2 separate regions of the Homo sapiens genome follow, and region 1 is linked to region 2. Evidence: chromatin loops called from intact Hi-C (ENCODE). Cell type or tissue: CD4-positive, alpha-beta T cell. All regions are shown on one strand.

The links. A loop is a pair of places that touch in the nucleus more often than their neighbours do. Peaks named below come from ENCODE experiments on the same cell type or tissue, not always from the same donor. Only the 100,000 strongest peaks of a DNase experiment are listed, where the experiment ranks them.
Region 1: it touches region 2 in a loop (4-fold over the local background); 3 of 110 quality-filtered maps call a loop at or near these places.

What each region holds. Positions count from the first base shown.
Region 1 is chr1:184,713,796-184,716,295 of GRCh38, reverse strand. All of the region lies in intron 13 of EDEM3 (ER degradation enhancing alpha-mannosidase like protein 3), which reads left to right. Among named protein-coding and RNA genes, the nearest start is that of EDEM3, 40 kb to the left of the region's middle. In CD4-positive, alpha-beta T cell, no CTCF peak of the experiment used is centred here; no DNase peak of the experiment used is centred here.
Region 2 is chr1:186,353,723-186,356,222 of GRCh38, reverse strand. It overlaps TPR (translocated promoter region, nuclear basket protein), which reads left to right. Exons shown (of 51, transcript NM_003292.3): 16 at 455-588; 17 at 665-813; 18 at 2,373-2,500. Among named protein-coding and RNA genes, the nearest start is that of TPR, 20 kb to the left of the region's middle. RefSeq lists an enhancer at 378-1,577. In CD4-positive, alpha-beta T cell, no CTCF peak of the experiment used is centred here; no DNase peak of the experiment used is centred here.

The DNA.
Region 1 (2,500 bases), 1.6 Mb after region 2:
TGCTGAAGCTTATTTGTTCATTTGGTTAGCAAATGTTCATTCCAGAAATATTTACTGAGGCCCCTTATGTGCCAGGGCTCTTACTAGTTTTTGAGGATTAAAGATATGAAGATAAGTCCTTTCTGTCTTTGAATCACTGAAGGCAGGCCAATAAGCAGACTTTTAAAACATTGTATATGTGTTTGAAACATATTAAAGGGGCATGAAGCACAAGTTGGGATGTGATAGTCAGCGAAGGGTTCCTGAAGGCTCCTATGTCCTGAAGGATAACCAAGAATTAGAAGAAGAAAGATGTAAAAGAAGTTCCAGGCAGTGAGACTGAAGACATGAGAAACACAGCACTCATCATCTACCCATAGAGTTGTCCCTTAGTTCTTCACTTAGTGTTCGGATAATGGTTAATTAGGCTTCGAATCTCCATCCCTAACCACAGCTAATGAGAAATGGTTAGGTTCTGGAAGCAGGCATACAAGTAATAGCAAGAAATAAAAGCAGATACCTTGTGTATTTATTTGCCTGTAACATTTATTGACTGTTTCCTATACTCCAGACAGTCTTCTAAGCATTTTATGTGTTTAACTAATTTGATCCTTACAACAGCTTTCTGAAGTGTACTATTACAGTCTTCATTTTAAAGGTGAAGAAACCAAGGGAAAGAGAAGTTAGGGAACTTGCCTAAGGTCACACAGTTAGTAAGATTAAGTCAGAATTCTAATCTAGGCAGATTGGCTCTTGACAATGATGTTATACTGGCAATTCATTAAAGAACAATAATTAAACACCTACTGTATGCCAGCCACTGCACTTAAGTGTGGGGTAGAAAGATAAAATAGAACCAGTCCCTGCACTCCCATGACTTGTAGTTAGTGAATAAGATAGGTGTGTAAAGAAATAATCACAACCATGTGATATGTTCTAAAATACAAAAGAGGTAACAAGTTGAAGAATTGCAGAGGAAGACATGATTTACTGTTCAGAATTCTATTTTTCAAAGTGTAACATCCTTCTTTTTTTCCCCACCAAATACTCCTTTTATGACATTGTTTCTGGACCTCTTACCACTGACATTGCCCCATTCTGATTGCATTCCAGTATATATAATAACTCTTAAAATATCACATCCAGAATTAACCATACTCAAGATGTGTCTGGCACACAGCACCATAACTGTCTGTATTCAGGCAAAGGGTCACTAATGTTCTATGAGGCTGATGAGTTTCCACCCTCTATCCAGTTGAGGACCACTGCTTCATTGACTCACTGTTCCTGAGGGGATTGTTGTGCCTCTCAGATGTCTTTAGCCAAATGAAAGGTTAAGAACTACCATTCTTCATCATATTGTGTTATTAGATGTGCTTTAGATTTTTTAGGAGCTTTATTATGTTCAGCTCACAGTGAGCTTGTGATCAACTAGTTTCACATACTTAACTGTATGGTCTGCTGACAAATGAGTGTTCTCCACCCTGCCTTTGAGCAGCCAAGTTTTCTTTTTTTTAGTGTAAACTTAGAACTTTTATATTTAACTCAGCAAAATTTCTTTTTTTGTTTTGTTTCTAGATTTTGGTCTAGAGGTTGAATCTCATTAGCTAAACTACCAGTTTTCAATGATCTATAGTTTAGATGAGCATACCTTACATTTTTTTCATCCAAACTGTTAGGAAGAAGTTTTGGTTGGACCCCAACCAGTGCCTTGTGGCACTGCACTCAAGAGCTTTCAGTTACAGGCTCTTTGCATGTGGTGGTTTATTACCCTATAGATCTAAGCACTATCACTGTCCTCCAGGTTACCATCATCTACACAGACACAGACATACACACACACTTTTCACAATGGAAATATCTGTATTTTCCTAATCATAATTACTGAAAAGAATGTAAATGGCAAAAATAATAGGAAAATATTTGCTAAGACACTGTCCCCTAACTGCGTAAGATTACCACTGTTAGCAATTTTATAAAGGCTTCCAGACATTTTTAATGCCTGTGTATTTTTATTTATGTATTTTTATGATTTTAAAATATAAAATAGATCATATGATCTGATGTTCAACTTGCTAGCTTTGCCCAATTCATATTGTAGTTATCTTACCATGCCTTGTTCTTTTCTAAATGTTTACAAATTGTCTATTCTAGTATTTGCCAATTATCAGTATCCTGCTCATCTGTCTGCAGTTCTCAAGATAGCATTTGCTCATGTAATAACTGTCAGTCCATCAGAAAAGGTTGAATTATGATAAGTGTATTGCAGATAAACAGGAAAGTGTTTTTATATTGTCTAAAAAGATTAATATCCAAAATGGCTAAACATGTTTTGAAACATTTCAGGTGAGTTTTTGTTCCAAAATAAAAAATCATGTGTATGTAGGAAAAATGATAGCTGTAGTTTCAATCTCATATGTATGCCAAGTGCTATGCTAAATAATTGACATTTAATATCTCAGTCTTCACACCAATGTCATGAGTGTATTGTTATATTCCTTTTACAGAAGAATAAACTGAA
Region 2 (2,500 bases):
CAACATAAGCAATAGCCACTCTAATGATGGTAGCTTCAAATTTGACTACCATATATAATTGCTTATAACATCCCATCAACTGTAAAACATACCATTATTTTATGTATTGCTAAAAAGAAATGCTTTCTATTGTTGAAAAAGGTGCATTTCAGAATCAATGAATTACAGTATTTATTTTGGTTATGTTTTAATGACCAAAACAGATATGTTTTAATAAAACATAAATATGGATTATGTTTTAACCCATAAATACTGAATTATCTCTAATAACCATCAAAAAATCTTAATACATTGTTTAGTAGATTCCTTATTTAAAAACTCCTATAATCTTATTGTTTCATTTCAATAAGTTTAGCTTGTTTATTTGATAATAGTGTATTTGCAAAGAAGCATTAGATTAAAGCTGATTTATGAAAGCCAACAAAGCATTTTATTAGTCTTTACTTTCCTGAAGCTTCAAGCTTAGATGATGTTTCTCTTGCATCAACTCCAAAACGTCCAAGTACATCACAGACTGTTTCCACTCCTGCTCCAGTACCTGTTATTGAATCAACAGAGGCTATAGAGGCTAAGGCTGCCCTTAAACAGGTAAAGATCACACCTTTGTCCTGGGTTAGGTTTTTAGAGAACACAGTGTTACCTTCTCATAATCTCCAATATTTAGTTGCAGGAAATTTTTGAGAACTACAAAAAAGAAAAAGCAGAAAATGAAAAAATACAAAATGAGCAGCTTGAGAAACTTCAAGAACAAGTTACAGATTTGCGATCACAAAATACCAAAATTTCTACCCAGCTAGATTTTGCTTCTAAACGGTAAGTTTTCTTTTGTTTCAAATTAATTAAGTCTAAATGTTATACTTTACAATTCAAATCATTTAAATTCAAGAGCTAATTTGCAATAGTGTTGCTTTTTTTGTGAACTGTGTTCCAGAATGAGAACCTCTGGTAGTTCATTTTTTTCATATTGATTAATGATTCTCTAGGCAGTGCTAAGGGTTTAGCTTGTTTGATAAGTTGAAGCCAGGCGCAGCAGCTCACGCCTGTAATCCCAGCACTTTGGGAAGCCGAGGCAGGTGGGTCATTTGAGGGCAGGAATTCAAGACCAGCCTGGCCACCATGGTGAAACCCCATCTCTACTAAAAATACAAAAATTAGCTGAGCGGCAGTGTTGCATGCTTGTAATCCCAGCTACTCAGGAGGCTAAGGCAGGAGAATCACTTGAGCCCAGGAGGCAGTGGTTGCGGTGAGCCAAGATTGGGGCCACTGCACTCCAGTCTGGGCAAGAGAGTGAGATTCTGTCTCAAAAAAATAAAATAAAATAAAAATAAGTTGAAGTTCATGTGAGGAATGTTGGTAGTTTACCTTCCTAAGATTAAAGGACTTGTTTCGGTAGGACTTAATTCTTTTAAAAATGCACCAGATGATGAGAGAAATGAGAGCAAATTTTATTCCACCTTTTCTATTCTAGGTAGAAGAGAAGCAAGTGCTATGTAGTTTTAGGAGAATTAATTTTCTTGGTCACATCCAAAGAAATAATAAATATTTCATGATTATTTGTTATTAAATTCATTGAATGCTTGTTAGTTTAGTTTGTTAGGACAATATTTATTTTTATATAGTACATGATAAAACTGTTTCTGTTTTATAGCAGGCAGGATATATTGCAGGCAGTTACCCCTATACATCTAATAGTTCAGCAACCCCAATTAAAGCACTTCTTTTTTCTCTGTTGATACCTCTAGCCAGCCATTATGTCAGCTTTCAAGCACATAAGAAAATAAAACTGAGGATTATAGAAGAAAAAAGGATTAGCAAAAATCCATCACTAACCCTGTATAATAACTTAATTTGTATACTGCATTGTAGTGGGTGTCTGGTGTTATCAATATTGCATTGTCATTACTTTAAATATAATTGATTTTTTAAAAATAAGATTAAAAAGTTACTTAGCATGAAATACTTTGCTTACTTAGAACTTGAACCACTACATTTGGAATTGGGAAAAAAGAATGAAGGTTTTACCTTATTACACAAGCCACTTCTTCATAAATCATAAAATTAACCCCTTTCCCATTTAGAAAAAAAAAAGTGCAGCTTGCTGCCAGCGCTCATTTAATTTTACATAAGCATGCTGTTTGAGGTTGAGGCAAATCTGACAGATTTTCAGTGTGAAAATAAAATATAAAAACTGTTCCTGGAGTTATTTCTAAGCAGAATTCAACTTAACAGAAATATGTATGATGTTACATTAGGATTAGAGACAATATTCTCAGGGCATTTGGGGAAATGGGTTAAGCTATTGTGAAATTTCTTCAAGGGATTAAGCTAGGATATCATTTCAGTTACTTGTAGAATTACTTTTTTCATACCAGTTATGAAATGCTGCAAGATAATGTTGAAGGATATCGTCGAGAAATAACATCACTTCATGAGAGAAATCAGAAACTCACTGCCACAACTCAAAAGCAAGAACAGATTATCAATACGATGACTCAAGATT